Regions from separate parts of the Homo sapiens genome. Here region 2 is linked to region 1. Evidence: chromatin loops called from intact Hi-C (ENCODE). Cell type or tissue: ovary. All regions are shown on one strand. Each heading gives the region's core, and the rest is flanking DNA. Links, peaks and the distances in the headings are about the cores only.

Evidence for each region. Peaks named below come from ENCODE experiments on the same cell type or tissue, not always from the same donor. Only the 100,000 strongest peaks of a DNase experiment are listed, where the experiment ranks them.
Region 2: it touches region 1 in a loop (5-fold over the local background); 1 of 110 quality-filtered maps calls a loop at or near these places.

The regions. Positions count from the first base shown.
Region 1 is chr12:13,081,897-13,089,070 of GRCh38, reverse strand. FAM234B (family with sequence similarity 234 member B) reads right to left here. Exons shown (of 13, transcript NM_020853.2): 13 at 5,622-7,174. GSG1 (germ cell associated 1) reads left to right here. Exons shown (of 7, transcript NM_001080555.4): 4 at 162-209; 5 at 1,012-1,164; 6 at 1,808-1,919; 7 at 3,828-5,539. The coding sequence ends at 4,170. Among named protein-coding and RNA genes, the nearest start is that of GSG1, 18 kb to the left of the region's middle. RefSeq lists enhancers at 1-633, 634-1,455, 1,456-2,278, 3,268-4,467. In ovary, for the core only: no CTCF peak of the experiment used is centred there; no DNase peak of the experiment used is centred there.
Region 2 is chr12:11,494,424-11,505,779 of GRCh38, reverse strand. It overlaps the pseudogene IQSEC3P2. Among named protein-coding and RNA genes, the nearest start is that of LINC01252, 48 kb to the left of the region's middle. RefSeq lists an enhancer at 5,181-6,071. In ovary, for the core only: no CTCF peak of the experiment used is centred there; DNase peaks (open chromatin) are centred at 4,999 and 5,328.

The DNA of each region.
Region 1 (7,174 bases), core at 2,175-7,174:
TGTGCCATTCATTCACCCAGGCATTCTTTCCTGCTTTCCTGCTCTATGCGGGGCAGGTGCTGTCAGAGCAGAGGGAGCAGTACCAGTTATGGGGTGGGGAAGGTTTTCATTCCAACCATCCCAGGGAGTAGCTCCATGACGTTGTACCTTGTATGTTTCAGGGGAGAGGTGCCGAAGTTTCATTGAACTTACACCACCAGCCAAGAGAGGTGAGAAAGGACTACTGGAATTTGCCACGTTGCAAGGCCCATGTCACCCCACTCTCCGATTTGGAGGGAAGCGGTTGATGGAGAAGGCTTCCCTCCCCTCCCCTCCCTTGGGGCTTTGTGGCAAGTATGTGTCTGATAAGGAATTTACAGTAGTTACCATTGACTTGGGCCTCTCCGGATCTAAACTGCACTGTGATCTCCCACTTTTCTCTTCTGAGCCCCAAAGGGTGACACAAATTCCTCCTTGAGCTGACTTTCATTCATATGCAGGAATGCAAAAACAGAACAGCAGGGATAAATAAGATTCACAAATAGAAAACCACCAACAGTGCTAACCTACTCTTGTTGCCAAGTAACCATGTAGGAAGGCTTAGCTTTTTCCTCCTTTTTCTCCACTATTATTATTATTATTTGGTAAAATGAAAGGAAAAGAGTGAAGAAGGGAGGCAGGGAGGGAACCACCCCAAAATTAAATGAGGAAAAAGACAAAAAATGATAACTAGAGCAACATTATTTCCCTGCAGGATTTATGAAAATTCGATGATTTCTTCTCAAATCTCCCCAACAGTATTTACAGTCAGTCAAGCTTACTTGGGTATATATTGGTTATGGAGTGGGAGCTGTGAGTGACGTCAAAGGACTAGAAATGAAGTAATGTTCCTCCCTGGTTTCAGCTGTGCCTCATTCTCCCCTTCTCAGATGCTGCTAGGGTCTTAACTCCTAATAGGCATCCTATGCTCACCGCTTATTCAGTTTTTTAACTGTCAGGGTGAGCGCTCCCTCTTCCTCTGGTTTCTGGCAGAAATCCTATGGTTATCCCTGGGAACGCAGATCACCTACATCGGACTTCAATTCATCAGCTTCCTCCTGCTACTAACAGACTTGCTACTCACTGGGAACCCTGCCTGTGGGCTCAAACTGAGCGCCTTTGCTGCTGTTTCCTCTGTCCTGTCAGGTGAGTTGCTCCTGGAGTGAGAGAGGGTGGTTGGCCCTGGCCACTTTTGAAGCCCTAGCTGGAGGGCTTGAGTCTTTGCCCTGAAGGGGAGGAGCCCAAAGGCTCTTTAAAGAATGGAGGTAGGCATCTTTAATTTTAAATTGAAGTAACATACAAAATTGTATATTGGATCACCGTGTACTTTACAAAATGATTTACCTCTAGGTTCCTTTATTTGCAAGCTTTCTCAATATGTAAAATCTATTGTTTGGGTTACTTTTCAGTTGTGACATACACACAGCTTTTCAAGACCAGTCTCCATTGGATAAAGTGAAAGATGCACATATAAGATGAAGAATTAAGCCAACATTGGGGTGTGGGTGGGAAGGAGTAGGGGTGGTGTGCAGTGGCCTTGGGTGCAGCCTTGACTCAGACTTTTTCCATAGCTCTCAGCCTACAGTCTGGGGTCACCTATTGCAAAGATGTGTATTTAAGGAGAAGCCCCCATTGTGAATTAGTCTTCGGGAAATGTGGTGGCATAGGGTAATGGGCTACTCCAACAGAGGCTGCGCCTGACTGCAAGAAGGGTGATCCAAAATCGTACTCCTGGCAGATGGCATGAAAGCCTTTCTCTAAGGGCTCTGCCTTCCTGTTTCCTTGGTAGGTCTCCTGGGGATGGTGGCCCACATGATGTATTCACAAGTCTTCCAAGCGACTGTCAACTTGGGTCCAGAAGACTGGAGACCACATGTTTGGAATTATGGCTGGGCCTTCTAGTAAGTGCTGTCATCTCCTGAACCTTTGTAGCCCCAGCCAACCTTCACGAGATTTTCTGCCCTCAGCTAGATGCTTATTCGGTGAAGCCCTGCCTTCTCTTCATCCCTCATCCCAAGAGCCTGTCAACCACACAGGGCTGCATCATCAGGGCACATCCATTCTTCCCTGCCTTCTGAGGGGGTACAGGAAGGATTCCTCGAGTGTGTCTTGGGAGGATGTTATTTTGTCCAGTTTTCCTGCTCATCAGCTGTGGCAGTTGCCTCTTTACCTGGTATATTTGTCACCCTGGGGAAACAAGACTGATTCTGTAGGCCTTATAGAAATGTGCTCTTTTTTTTTCTTTTTTTTATGATTCAAGGTATTAGAGAACAGAGAAATAGAGAAATCGCTTTGAAATTTGGATTGAATTGCATTCTCTGTAAATGGCTTACTCCTCTCCTCTTCACTTCCTTCTATATCCATTTTTATTCTACTGAACCGTGTTGGAAATAAAACTTCACTACCCTAGGGTCATTCTCTAACCCTTAAAGAACTAAGGGGTCAGTCATTTTAGAGTTCTCTTAAAAAGAGAGCGACAGCAACCATCACAAAGCAACACATTCAAGTTAAATATTATCTTTGAGAGCTCTTACTTTCTCCCTTAAGGAGCACTCTTTATTCACAGCAAGTTGCCAACTTGTACTGATATTTACTGTCTAAGTGCTAAGTACTTTGAGAGCACTGAAAAGACACAGTGATGGGCTCAAGTTTCCATTCGGGGAAGGAAGCCTGCAAGTCTGTTGTGAGGCCCTATCCCCTTTCCTGTGGTACAATCTGCGCTAATAATTTGGGAGTCTGAGTCTACTACACCAGCCAGGGCATCAGCTCAATGCAGCTCCCAGATCCAGCACTTCTCACCTTTTGTCTGTCTTCAGGCCATTCTTGGCATTAACGGCTGTGGAGCTCAGGCTAGGCAACGCCCATTAGTCAACTCCCAGAAGCATCCCAGACTGAACCTACTGCATTTGTCAGAGGCAGCAGATATGAACACACAGTGCCCGCATGTGACCTGGCTTTAACCATCACTTGGCCTCATGAAATCCCTCCCTAACCTCACAAAACTTCCTGTTTCCTGAGCTTCCCAGAACCACAGGGAGATTTAGGGATTTGACTTTCCAAGTTTTCAGGAATGTGTTTAATATGGTTGCCTAATGTCTTCTTTTCCTTTCTTGAATCCATCCACATTCTCTTAATCTCCAGCTCCTCTCCCACCCATTACAAACTCCCTTAAGCCAAAACCACACTGTTTCCATATGAAGCAAATTCCACTAGTACAACCTATAATACCTCCTGATTTGTAGTAAATGTTTTCCTGAATGACTTTCAGAGGCTCACCTTTTTGGACCCTAAGACTGCTAAGTTCAAAACAAAGGAAGATGGAAGAGGGATGATTCCTCCCAGCATCTGAGTGGGGGGACATCTTTGGCAGGGCATGTGTGTGTGTGTTGGGGTGGGAGAGGGAGGGTATGCAGTAGGTTATGTCCACTGCATACAGCTCAGCTTCAGGCCTGGGGAATCTTGGAGATTTTACAAGGGTCAATGCAGCTTGGGAAACAGGAGTCCAAATATGCACAGACATACACACACAATAGGCACACCAGATAGAAAAGGGCATGGCACCGACAACTCATCAATTCAGTGAAAACAAATCCATTAAGCTCCTTGTCTGATACTAGGACTACATGAGTCATTCTCTTTTTAGAAACCAGTAAGTTCTCTTCCCACAGTTCTTTACCTGAAACATGGTGGAAAGTCCCTAAATCCCTACAAGGCAATAAGCTAGTCCACTAGTAGGAAGAGGTCATGGCATTTTTCTCTCAAGAAAGTCCTATTCTTACTGTCCAATCTTTTTGTGCATTTGTCCCTAGCATGGCCTGGCTCTCCTTCACCTGCTGCATGGCGTCGGCTGTCACCACCTTCAACACGTACACCAGGATGGTGCTGGAGTTCAAGTGCAAGCATAGTAAGAGCTTCAAGGAAAACCCGAACTGCCTACCACATCACCATCAGTGTTTCCCTCGGCGGCTGTCAAGTGCAGCCCCCACCGTGGGTCCTTTGACCAGCTACCACCAGTATCATAATCAGCCCATCCACTCTGTCTCTGAGGGAGTCGACTTCTACTCCGAGCTGCGGAACAAGGGATTTCAAAGAGGGGCCAGCCAGGAGCTGAAAGAAGCAGTTAGGTCATCTGTAGAGGAAGAGCAGTGTTAGGAGTTAAGCGGGTTTGGGGAGTAGGCTTGAGCCCTACCTTACACGTCTGCTGATTATCAACATGTGCTTAAGCCAACATCCGTCTCTTGAGCATGGTTTTTAGAGGCTACGAATAAGGCTATGAATAAGGGTTATCTTTAAGTCCTAAGGGATTCCTGGGTGCCACTGCTCTCTTTTCCTCTACAGCTCCATCTTGTTTCACCCACCCCACATCTCACACATCCAGAATTCCCTTCTTTACTGATAGTTTCTGTGCCAGGTTCTGGGCTAAACCATGGAGATAAAAAGAAGAGTAAAATACACTTCCCGACCTTAAGGATCTGATACATCTAGTTATTGGTCTGGAAATTGGAGAAATGGAGGTGAGCAAATTAACGGTAGTGTGACTGTGGCTCAACTTTCCATGGTACGCGCGAATTGTTCTGGAAGTCACAGATGGGAAGACAGAAGCGCCCCTGAGTGCTTTGTCATATAGCACAGAAGTCCTCCACACTGCCTGGGACAGTGTCCTGCATCCACACAGTAGGTACCCAGTAAAAGTGTTATTAAATATTGTCCCAGGAGCCCTTAGGAGAGTGGTTTAACATGAGAAGGCGCCAACAGCACACAGGGTCAGGGTCACTTCTAGAAATAGCCCACCAAGGCTATTCAGATTGGACTGTGGTTCCCTTCTGGACAGTCACACCAGGGACTTCCCAGTGAACAAGGGGGCATAGGCTCCTCTCTGGATCCCACCTTTTCATCCCTTCTGAGAAATGTACCCTATTATTTCCTTCATAAAGAATGCCACCCATCTGATTCCTCAAGAATCTAGACCTAGAAATACCATTTGACCCAGCCATCCCATTACTGGGTAGATACCCAAAGGATTACAAATCATGCTGCTATAAAGACACATGCACACATATGTTTATTACGGCACTATTTATAATAGCAAAGACTTGGAACCAACCCAAATGTCCATCAGTGATAGACTGGATTAAGAAAATGTGGCACATATACACCATGGAATACTATGCAGCCATAAAGAAGGATGAGTTTATGCCCTTTGTAGGGACATGGATGAAGCTGGAAACCATCATTCTGAGCAAACTATCGCAAGGATAGAAAACCAAACACTGCATATTCTCACTCACAGGTGGGAATTGAACAATAAAAACACTTGGACACAGGGTGGGGAACATCACACACCGGGCCTGTCATGGGGTGGGGGGAGGGGGGAGGGATAGCATTAGGAGATATACTAACGTAAATGACGAGTTAATGGGTGCAGCACACCAACATGGCACATGTATACATATGTAACAAATCTGCACGTTGTGCACATGTACCCTAGAACTTAAAAAAAAAAAAAAAAGAATGCCACCCATCTACTTGCCCGTTCTCTTTTCCATATGGGGAAACAAACCATCCTTGATGACTAAGACGAATGAGAATGGCACACAAGTGTATTCCTGTAGAGTATTTATTTATTTACTCTATAACAGTTCACATTTTAAATAGTGCTTCCTGACAATATACCAGCTGGCTCTTCTTTAATAGGGCAATAAGGATAGCAATTCACATTCAGGGGATTAGTTTCACCATACCACACATTTGGGGGATGGCAAAAACGGGGTCTAAGGAAAAGGGAGGGTGTTTAAGGGAAAGAGGAGGGTAAGACCCTTGCATTTGTAGAAGTCATTACTATTTCTCAGTAGTGGTCATATTGGCTTTGCCGGCAACCTCAGGATGGGATTAGAGAAAGAAAGGAGCATGTCCTATCTTAGACACCTGGGTGGGTGGCTGCCTGCAAGGAGAAGGAGGCTTAGGGACACATTTCACAAGAAACCAGCACCCACATTGGTCAGATGAAGCTTCCTCAATTTTCAGCCACCACTTACACCTTTCTGTACCGGCTGCAAGAGGAAGAAGAAAACTAAACTTATAATGTTGTTTGGCAAGGAGAGATTCAAACTTACCATAGTCAAAAGAATCTATGTTAAGTTAGTTTGCAAATACACCATGAAGAATTCAGGTACATTAAGTTTCTCTAGCTTCCTCTTATCTTTCTGGGATTTGCCCTGCATAAACACAGTCCTCTGCCCAAACAATCCCACCAAAACAGGTCCTCAGAAAACAACTTCATGTTTCACTCCTGCGCAGAGTGGCTGGCTTCCCAGAAAGCCTTAACATAACAGAGAACCAGGTTATGCCCGGACAGCTCAGCCAAACCACAGGACCACCACCCAAGTTTTGGGTATTCAGCTGCCTATAAATTAATTCTTCAAATTCTATACTAAACCAAATTAGGTCCCAGGCCCTTAAACTCAAGTAGATTCAAATCCCAGAAATTATCTGGAATCATTCCCATACTCTAGAAGTATCTTCTTATTCCTCCAAAGTCAAGCTGGACCCACAGATGACTTCCAAACTGTTGAAACAAAATTTGCCTTCAGGATCTTAAGGCAGAGGCACCCAGAAACCTGATAAGGCCAATCTACAGGCCAGGCAACATGCATGCTTGGATCTACTGCTACCAACCTCCTGTTAGGTCATAATGCCTGTCAGTGGGTAATTAACAGAGATCCCTTTGAATCTGGACTTCATAATTTTCTAGAATCCTTTTACTAACACAAGCTAAAAGATACAAGCCCAGCCGGGCATGGTGGCTCACGCCTGTAATCCCAGCACTTTGGGAGGCAGAAGCAGGTGGATTATCTGAGGTCAGGAGTTCGTGACCAGCCTGGCCAACATGGTGAAACCCCGTCTCTACTAAAAATACAAAAAAAAAAATTAGCCAGGCATGGTAGCGGGCACCTGTAGTCCCAGCTACTTGGGAGGCTAAGGCTGGAGAATCGCTTGAACCCAGGAGGCGAAGGTTGCAGTGAGCCGAGATTGTGCCACTGCACTCCAGCCTGGGCGACAAGAGCAAAACTCTGTCTCAAAAAAAAAAAAAAAAAAAAAAAAAAGATACAAGCCCAGGTAAAGAGAGAACCTGAGGTGCACTCAGGGATGACCTATC
Region 2 (11,356 bases), core at 2,620-7,619, 1.6 Mb after region 1:
ACTAGGAGGGTCTCAGAAGAGAAAGATAATACAGACAGTTTCTCACTAATCTCCCTCAGAGTGGTACAACACTGAGGGGTATAGGCTTCAGAGAAGGTTGAGAGCAGGGTGACCTTAATGGGTACCATGCACAAGATCAAACAAACAGAAGTGTGCTCTGCAAGAGTGAGGGTGATATGCAAAAGAAAAAAATATAAAGAGGCCTTACCTGGCTGAGAATGAGAATAAGGCTTGCAGGCATATACACATGTGGTCTTTGCACAACCAGCATTCGTGCACATCTATAAGTACTTCAAGTCTCTGTACTGTGCCAGGAACAGGTGTGAAGTCATCCTCAGAGGTGTGGGGTGGAACCATGGATCAGTGAGTCCATGGTCTTGTCTGGAAAATGGGGTTGGAATGCAACAGTGCTTCTTGGATGGCAGGCTGAACCAGTAGGGATTGTGAATTGATTTTTTAATAAAATAGAACAGACTAAAGTAGAGTAGGACTCACCAGGGTGCAATACACGCACCTAAGGTAAATAAAGGGCATGAAGTTTCATTCCATTAGGTGCATCTGTACATGATGGGAATCTGTCAAATCTATGTCTCATTGAATCAAGGCTTGGATGCCCACTGGGGTCCCTATTAGCCCTGCTGTTCATCTACTGAGTGATTATAGGATGCTTGTAGGCAGCTACTTATGTGCGCTTGCTGATGAGGCAGGTGTCAGGGAACAGAAATCAGGGGCCTGAGAAGACCTCTTTAAAACCCCAGGGGAGTCAAACACTTGCTGACAGAGGCTGGAGTAATTTTGGTTTTTAAAGAAGACCTGGCTCTGGGGCAAATACCAGCACAGAGAGGACTGGGGAGGGTGAAGGCAGGCAAACAAGGGGCGTATTTTGACTCCCTCTGTGTCTTTTCCCATTTCATGGAAGGAGGTGTTCAGCTCCCCACCCACAGTGACCAGCGTGTGGAGCAGCTGATGTCTCAAGGATTTACTTTGGGAAGATGAGAAAAGGGTGCTTTTCATCTGTTGGTGTTTTTCCAGCCATATCAGCCTACCTGGTGAGGTGTGAGGGTGTGTGCCACCCTGTTCCCCCTCTATTGATGTTCCTCTCCTTGTGCTGCCCAGGTGCCATGTGACACAGGCTCCTGTGTGAAGGCAGATGGGAAAGCCCTAACCTCACTCACAGGGCAGCCCTCAGTCACCAGAGTCCAGGTTCTCCAGCAGCTACAATTTTAGGAAGTTGTAGGGAAATATATGGGGAAAGAAGTGTCCTACAATTGTCAGGGATGGGGCACCTTTGCCTGTCCCTAAGCACACCTTCCTCTTCCTGCTGCCCTTCCCAGCCCCAGCTCCCTGTCCTCCCCACAGCCTGGTGAGAGGGATGGTGCATTGAAGGAAGTCCAATGGGCAGATGCTTACACGGCTTCTTTGTGGAGCCACTTTTTGTTTTAACTTAATTCATTAATTTATTTTTATGACAAAGCAATGAAACATTTCTTTGTGGAGCCAAATACCAATGTAACAGGTAAATGGGTTTCTGCCACATCTCCACATTGTTGGCGGGATGCTTGAACACCCCCCACCACACACTCTTAAGGCCCAAGGTTGAGCTCTAGATGAGGGACTTTCCTACTCCTGGAAGGGCAGGCACTGTGTAGACAAACATGGAGAGAGAGCCAGAGTGACTTCCTTGTGTAGAAAAGTGACTTCCTTGGGGGGAAGAAAACCCAGAAATAATACAAGGTCAACATATAAAACTAAATTCAATATTTATATGCTAGTAATAACTGGACATTTAAAATTTTGCAAAAATTCCATTTATAATACCTCTGAAAAATGAAATTCTTAGGTATATAAGAATCTGTATTCTGAAAACCAAAAATGCTATAAACAAAATCAAAGAAAGCCCAAACAAATGAAGAGATATATTCATGGATGGGAAAACTCAACACACTAAAAATTTTAATTCTTCCAAAATTGATGTATTCCTTTAAAGCAAATCCACCAAAATCTCAGCACAGGATATTTTGTCTGTATAGACAAACTGATTCCTAAATTTATATGAAAAGGTAAAGATAAAAAGATGAATTCAGTAGGAGGAATTGTGCTACACAGTTTGAAGTCCTACTCTGATGTTAGAGGAGTCACGACAGTGTGTGTTTTGGGGAAGGGCTGGATATACAGACCAGTGGAACAGAACACAAAGTCCAGAAGTGGATCTACACAAACATGGCCAAGTGATTTCCAACAAAGCTGCAAAGGCAACTCAATAGAGAAACGAGAATCCTTCACCAAATGCTATGGGAACAATGGCATTTTCATGTGCAAAATTTGAACCTCAACCTAAAATTCCTATCTTATATCAAAATTAATTTCAATGGATCACAGATTTAAATTTAACATGGAAAGCTATTAAACTTTTAGAAGAAAACAGGAGAAATTTCAACACCTAGTTCTGAGACATGACACAAAAACAATTCATAGAAGGAAAAACTGGTAAGGTGAACTTCAAAATAATTTAGGGCTCTTGCTCTGTGAAGGATCCTATTACAGGGACAAAAAGAAATGCTACAGACTGAGTGAAAACATCTTCAAACCATATAACAAAGGACTTATATATAGAATCTATGAAAAACTCTCAAAACTCAATACATTTTAAAACACTATCCCATGAGAAAATGGTCAAAAGACACGAAGAGACATTTCACCAAAGAAAATGTGATCAGCAAATATGCACATATAAATATGGTCAGCAACATTAGCCATTAAGAAATGCAAATTAAAACCACAATGGGCTACCACTATGCCTGTTAGAATGGATAAGATAAAAAATGACACAAAATGTTAGCAAGGATGCAAAGAAACTGGATCTTTCATACATCGTGGGCATGACTAGAACACGGTATAGTGACTCTGCAAAGTATTTTGGCAGTTTCTTCAAAAACCAAACGTGCACTTCTCATGTGACCGAGCAATTATACTCTTTGGCATTTACCCCAAAGAAGGAAAAGTTCTCTCTCCTTAGGAGAAAAGACCACTTAGTATCGTGGAAGAATGTCCCTTTTTGCTGAGCCTTGAGGAATGAGGGAAAACTGATTTTCTGCTTTTTATGCTAGACAAAGAAATGAAACAAAACAACCAAAAAAAAAAAAGAAAAAAACAGAAAAAAAAACAGGTGAAACTGAGGGAAGTGCAAATGGGTCTTTGAAGGAAATGGGATAGAAAACTGCATGTTTTTGGGACTTGAATGAAATGTTGTAGGTCTGCCAAGCCAGATCATCTTCGATGTTTCCTCTTAGATTCTATGGTTCTGGTCAGCTTACACTGTGAGCTAACATGCCCTAACTTAGCTTCTCTAAGTCCACAACAGACGAGAGAAAAAAAATGAGTTTTAAGGAATACAGCAAATCTTCACAGTTATCCCCAAGATTTGAAGCACACATGAGACTGAATGAAGATGAGATCCTCAGCTCTACTTTACCTCTCTCCATCCCCTTGAGCATCACCATTGTCAAGGCCAGGTGCTGACCAGATACAATTTCCCTCTCACTGGTCTTCCATGCAGTTTCCCATCACCTGTCTAATCAGAGAAGGAAAGCTGACATGGGCACAGACTTTTCAGTACAGAGAAGAGAATATTCCAGCCCGTTTAAGGTTTCTTCCCATATTCCTAGTTTATGGACCTCCTGAGTGAAGAAAGAGCTTGAGGTCCTAGGTCCTGGGAGGATAGCATTTCTCTCATGACCCACGATGAGATTTTAGTGATCAGCAAATAGCCAAAAGGAAATAAGGTTTGCAGTTGCTGGCCCTAACAAGAAGATTAAAACAGGCATGACAACCGAATATCAACTCCATCTGCCAACCATCCCCCATGTCATTGTTCCCTTTCCACGATGGCCAACGCTATTGCATGAAAATCCTCCTTGAGTCGGAGGAAAACGCTATTACCAGACGGAGTCCTCAAGGTATATGTGAGTTCTTCATTGGTTTGATGGGTGTTTCCTTGCAACACTTCCACCCCTTCGGCTCACTTTGAAGTGAGCACCCCACTTTGGGGGGTGCTCAGAAGAAAGGTGCTCACTTGGGTCAGAGTAGAGAAAACTTCCCCAAATGAGCCCCTCTTGGCTGTGACTCCCGCCGCACCAGGTAAAGAGCCACATTTTCTCTTCCTCTGCCTCCAGCTCCCCTGGTTTCCCACATCACTCCTGCTTTTCAGCGTTGTTCTCCACCTTCTGAATTCCCCTCTACCCCAGTCCTACTCTTCCTTGGCCCCAGCCCTTGTAAAGCTCTTCGCATGCCTCCATGTCTCTGACTTTTTCGTATCTCACTCTCCATTCAAATACTTCTACTACTGAAACTCCCTTCCATTTTTTTTCTAACTTAAAAAAATATTTCAATGGTTCTATTTTCTTCAGTTTGATCTTCACTCCAACTTCCTTCTAGTCTAGTCCCTTTAAATGCTGCCAGTTCCCAATATCCCCAATCGCTTAAATATCCTCTTTCTTTCGTCTTTTGCCCCTACTGATGATCTGGTTACTCCTTTTTGCGCCAACATTCCCCAAAACCTTCTCAAACACTAATATTTTCCCCTCTTTTCCCCGAAATCTCCCTGTCAGGCTTCTGCCCCCAAGCATCTTCTCACCCCTTCGCGCCACATCACCCAGGTCCTTTAGACTCCCACGCACCCAATTTCTGCATCTCCCCCTCACACCCGCTTGCTTCCCTTGCTTCCACCACAGCAGTGCTCATCTGCTCTTCCCCGCTCACTCAGGTCTCCTGCTCAGGACTCCCTTGCCGAGGGCGCGGGAGATTCTTGCTGAAGGGGGGTTCCGGGGGCAGCGCAGCAACCCGGGGGACCTTTCTTCTCCTTGTTGGCCTTGACCCCAAGTGTTCCCGGGTGCTGATGGGGCGACTGGGTTGTGTGAGCCCTGCCTCCAGGGTCTGGCTCGGGTTGCGCCAGGAGCTGTTCGTGGTTCTGAAACGATGCCAGCTCGGGCGCGGGCAGTGGCCGGGCGGATGAGCGCTGTCCGTGGTCCTGAAGATGTTCCTGGGCCCCGGCGGTGGCGGCGGCAGCGGTGCCTAGGAGGGCCGGCAGCGGGGACGGCTACGAGGTAAGGAATCCGGGCGGAGGCTGCGCTTGCGGCAGCTGCGGATGCTCCCACAGGCTGCGATTCTAGGCGCTCAGCTCGTTCAGCCGCCGCTCCAGCTCGTCGATGCTCTGGCGCTGGGTGCGGACGAGCCTCTGTTGGTTCAGCACGATGGCCCTGAGCTCCTTGAGGTAGAGCCCGGCGCACCGGATTCTCCAGAAGTCTCTCCAAGCCGCCCGCCAGCCTCTTGAGCCCTTCCTGCGCCTGGGCGGCGGTGGGGAGCGCGAGGGCGCGGGATCCCAGCAGCCCAGCGGTCGGCTTTCTTCCTTCTCCCCCTGGCCTAGTCTTCCTCTCGCCGCAGGCGCCGCGTCACTGCCACCCTGACTTTCACACACCCACCGCGGGGCAGGGTCATGGCCCAGGGCAGCCCTTCCTGTCTCTTGGCGTCCAGAGGAGGCTTTGCTACTCGCAGGGCATTGAGAAGAGGGAGGAGGCGAGCAAGAGGTTCGGGCGTGGGAGGGAAGCAGGATAAACGCAGGTGACCGCAGAAGGACAGGGGGCGGCCCTCTGATCAGGTGGGGGATGGGTGGCAGCACCCACCTGCTGAAGATGTCTCCAGGGACCTTCTGCAGGCACTGCCGGGCATCTGCCACCTGCCGGACGGCCTCCTCTCACTGCAGGTCTGGTGGGATGTGGGACAAGGCATAGGTCTGATCTGCCAGGGGATGCTGGGTCCTCGCAGGAGTCATGGTGCCTGTGGGTGGGAGCCAGAGCATCAGAGCCACCCACGCCCACCGGCACCCACTTACCTCAGGTAGCGTGGTGTTGAGACACCACAGCCCTTATCCTAATCGTGTGCACAGCTTCAGTCTATAAAGGTGGGGATGGGAGACAGAGCATTTGGTGGGAGGCCAGGAGCTCATAGGAGATGGGATTCTGCTGATAGCTGCTGAGTGAATGAGGGAGGGAATGGGCAGGACCAGGGGCTGGGTAATTGGTAGGGAAAATGGAGGAACTTGGAGAAGGAGCAACATTTCCTCACCCCTTATAAGGTGCTTGGTACCTGCCAAGAACCCTGTCCATACATGATCTCAGTTCAGCTCCCCACCTTGGGTATACAAGAAAGGAGCCCTGGCTGCAGAGGAAAACAGAGGCTGGAAACAGGGATACATGGGCAGTGTGGTGGTGGTGAGAGAATTGCCCGAATCAGCTGCCAAATGGTGCCCAGGTTGGAAAAGCAAATGTGCACACATGGGTTCTTCCCACTCTAACCCTGAGGAATTCGAGGCCTGCTTCTTACACAGACTGGGCAGTGGCTAGTGACTCTAGGTATAGCAGTGTCCAGGCCCTGCTCACCCAGACTAGAGCTTAGGGAGCCAGAAGGAAGGAGGTGCATGACAGGTGGGAAAAATAATCCTCAAATTGCAAGGTGAGAGCACAATCTATTTATACTGGGTTGAATTAACTCCTCCCCCAATGCCACTAAAGCAGGAATCACACTGCACATGGCACTGATTTGATTGGCAAGAGACATGCCACGCAGAATATTAAGAGACCAGGCCCCTATAATTAGGCCTAATCACAGCCTGTTGCTTGAACATGGCCAGAAAGACATTCATCAGGCCTGGCATTGTGCCCTAGGCCAGCTCTACTGGGCACTGTAGTGAGGCCCTCCATTGCAACAGAGGTGTGGGTGGGCCTGGGTGAGTGTGGCAGGAAATGCCTAGGAGGCTTCATTTGGTCTTAAAGGGCCATGTGCCTTCTCTGAATCTCTGATCCTTTCCATTTCCCATTCTTCAGGCTGAGAACTGCACTCTGATACACGGTTATTCCCAATAATAATAATGTGTGTATCATACACAATGCACTGCACCTCTTCACCATGCTGGTACCTACTCCTCTGCTCCCCCTGCCGGCTTCCTCAGCCCCTACTTCTACCCTGATGGTTCTGTCCTCGCCTCCTCAGGCCAGCACTTCCCATGATCTGAGATGTCTGTCTTCCTTCCTCTTCAACTTTTTCTCCAGCAGTGAGTTCCTCCTCCTAACTCAGGCTTCCAGGAAGGATATCCTTGGCTTCTCAGACCTGAACCTGCCTCAAATACTCATGAGGACCCAGGAACTACTCCTCACCTCCCACTTCTCTTCCCTCCTGTCAGATAACCAAGGCACGGCCAACTGATCCTCCACCATCCGAGGAACCCAACCATCTGAGACCACCACACCCCTTTCAAGAATGTTCCTCCCCTCCCTTTGTTTGTATTTATACCAGTGCAAATTTGCTGGCCATCTTAACTTAGTCTTCTGCCTCAGTTCTCCCATCTGTAAGATCAGGAGGCGGATAAAGATGTAAGATACTTTCTTTGCATATCTTAAGATGAATTCCGTGTTAGTTACCACATCTGAGGGAGTCCGTGTGTGTTTACTGTACTATCCATGTGAGGGGATTGTACAGACACAAATCGAAACAAGGAAGTAGCAAGTCCATTCAAGCATTAAGAGACTGATTAGTGGTTTATTCATTCTGTCTGCAAACATCTACTGATCCTGTCTTCAGTGCAGACCATGATCACTACAGAAATGAATGAGACCCTGCACTGGCCAGGAAAATAGCCTCAAAAACAATGGAACTCTAATCCAGCCATGAGTAAAATAAGGAGGGACAAATCCCTTCTAGGGTTAGGGAAGTCAGGAAAAGTCTCTTAGCAGAATGTGTGCCTCTCTACCAGGCCCAGGGAGCTGGTACAAAGACAGCATTCCAGGTGGGGAGCAGTGGCTTACACCTATAATCCCAGAACTTTGGAAGGCTGAGGTGGGAGGATTTCTTGGCCCCAGGAGTTCAAGAACATCCTGGTCAACATAGGAACTGGAGTCACGCAGTCACATACTTCACGCTGGGGCCCACCATGTGAGGCACAGAGTGGGCTTCCAGGAAGGAGACTAAGCCTCATTTCGGGTTGCTTATGGCCAAAGACAGGACCTGTGTACTCTGTCCTCTGTCCCTCACTGCCTTCCCCCTGGGCTCAGGGCCAGGCTGACAGCCAGTCTTGGCTCCTCTGGGCAGCCCTTGCTCTGTGTGTGCCCCGGGGCAGAGGCCATAGTCCAGGCCCAGAGGCCATAGCTGCCCTCCAGCCCTACACCCTGACCCACTTTCCTGCGTCTCTCAGTACACCCGACCTTGTCTTTACCTGTGCGGGAAGCTCCTCTATGGTCCACTTAGTTCCCACCCACCTTTAAAAAATAAATAGAGGCCAGGCACAGTGACTCACGCCTGTAATCCCAGCACTTTGGGAGGTCGAGGTGGGCGGATCACAAGGTCGAGAGATCAAGACCATCCTGGCTAATATGGTGAAACCCTGTCTCTACTAAAAATACAAAAAATTAGCTGGGCGTGGTAGCATGCACATGTATTCCCAGCTACTCGGGAGGCTGAGGCAGAATTGCTTGAAAGCTGGGAGGTGGAGGTTGCAGAGAGCCGAGATTGCACCACTGCACTCCAGCCTGGGTGACAGAGCAACGCTCCATCTTAAAAAAAAAAAGAAAAAAAAATTAAATAGAGAAGTCAGTCATGATGACGTGGGAGGATCACCAGAGGCCAGGAGTTCATGACCAGCCTGGGCAAAATAATGAGACCCCTGTCTCTTAAAAGGTTTTATTAAAAAAAATTAAATAGAGAAGCTAGACATGAAAGGACAGATATTGTGTGAGTCCACTTATGTGAGGTGCCTAGAACAGTCCAGTTCATAGCAGCAGAAGCAGTGGCCGCCAGGGATGGGGAAACAAGGTGGGAGTTGGGCAGCTTGTGTTTCATGGGTAGAGTTTCAGGTTGGGATGATGGCAAAGTCCTGGAAATGGCTGGTGGTGACGGCTGCACAGCAGTGTAAATGTGCGAATGCCACTGAGCTGTATGCTTAAAAATGGTTTTGATGGTAAATTTTAGGTTAGGTCTATTTTACCACAATAAAAAGCTAGGAAAAGCTGGTAGAAAGAAAGAAAAGAAAGGAAAAGAAGACAAAGAAGAAAAGAAAGAAAGAGAGAGGGAAAGAAAGAAAGAGAGAGGGAAAGAAAGAAGGAAAAGAAAGAAAGAAAGAAAAAGAAAAGAGAGAAAGGATGAAAAAATATTAATTTCTTTCTCAGGCAATAGTCCAGATTTTGTATTATGAAGCTTGTGTATCAGCTCTGCCCTATGAAGTCCTTGGGATACCAGGCTCCTTCCTCCTTTCTGCCCCACCATTCCTTGGATGTAGCCCTTGACCTTTTAATCGAGGTTGGAGGATGAGGAGAGAAAAGGAAGCAATGGCCTAGAAACTGCCATTGAGCACATGCCTACATCCCATTGGCCAGATGTCAGTCACATGACCACACCCACCTGCAAGAGATGCTGGGAATTGAAGTCTCATTTGTGGGTAGTCATGTATTTAGGCAAAATTTGAGGACTCCATCACCTTGGAAGAAGGAGAGAATAGATAGTGGGGACAACTTAGCCATCTCTGCTGTCATCCCCATTTGATCTCTCAATGGTCAGAAACCACAGAGGAGAAGGAGTGACTCCCAGAACATCCAACATTCAGCCTCCCCTTATTACTCTTCATTCTTTTTCATCCTTAAAGAATCCTTCTGGCCACTCCCACTAGGCATTGTCATCTCCCAAGAATTACAAACTATCCATGGATTCCTTCATCTTACAAACCTACCTGCTTCGTGGTAGGCACTGTATTAGGTAAGGGGACTAGAAAGATAGAGGAGGTGCAGTCTTTTCCCTAAGGAGTCTTCAGTCTAGCAGGCAGGAGTAGAAATGTGGACCAACTGTCCTGAAGTGTGACAGTTGTATAGATAGACATTTGAACAACATATGGTGGGGTATTAAAAAAAAACAGTTAACACTAAACTCAAAAACAGATAAGGGAGGGATAAGAAAATGCATCATAAAGGAAGTCTGCCGTAAACTAAGTGTTTAAAGTTTGGTTCATTGGATGGAGGGGACAGGACAGAGTCTCTGTCTTTCTCCCTCCTTTTTTGCTCCTTCCCCCATGCCTAATATGCTTTGTATAAAACCACCTGTATGCAAAACAGATCAATCCAGCTACTATCCTATTAAAAATATAGTGCATTGGCTATAAGCTTAAGTTACTAACTTGCATATTCATTTACATGGCAATTCCTGTAACCTTGCCTCTTAAGAAAACTAGACGAAATAAAATTAATTACCAAAGGCAGCCAGCAGCAAAAATATCCAAACCTTAATTCTAGGTACAAGCTACAGAACATGGCACAAAGTGGACTGTGGTGGGGGTCTGTAGATAAGGTGAAGCAATAGTTTTACATCAAAAAATTATTGGGTTCTATACAAGTGCAATCATAAATGAGGCATTGGAATTTGGCTTCACATTGACTAAACTGTTGAGCCATGGTTCACTCATTAACATTCTGTGTTAATGATATTCTAGTTATCATTAAAAAAGTAAAGGTGAAACTGAGAAACTATAAGCAATAAAACTTGGTGTTTAGGAGAAAATAATTTATCATCCATAATATATAATTTTGAAAGATTAAAAACACATTCATCTCAATACAAAAATTCAATAATGCTTGAATTACTTCCAACGTGTTCATCCAAGGTGAACCTTCACATTTTTACAAACTCTTTTTCTTTATGAATTTTTGTTGACTAAGAACAAATTTTTTTCATTTTCTGAACTTCAAAATTATGCATTTTTCTATATGCTATACACATGAAACTTATGCTTCCTATGTATTAATTTTACAATTTTAAATTCCTTGGAAGATATCTTGTTTTTAAGTATTAAATTCAACTTTATTAGCATGTGTTCATTATCTAATAAAACAAAATGAACCATAGAAAGCAGGGATCCCCAGACTTTTTAAATAAAGAGTCAGGGAGCAGACATTTTAGACTTTGCTGACCACATACAGTCTATGTCACATATTTATCTTTGTTTTTTTTCTTTTAACAACCTTAAAAATGTAAAGACAATTCTTAGCTATGGGCCAAACAGGTCTTAATTTGACCCGTGGGCCTTACTTTGCAAACCTCTGAAAAGCCTTGATATCAGAAACCTATATGCCTATAAATAACTATAATACAAGGGAGATATATTAATGCTATGTACGAAATAATGAAATTGGTGGATATGTAGAATATGGTTCTTTTCCAGTGTTCCTTTGCTCAGCAACGGTATCATTATCCATAAAGCTATGAAGCTGGAAACCGTTGAGTCATCCTCAACATGACTCTCTCCCTTTCTCTCATGCATTATATT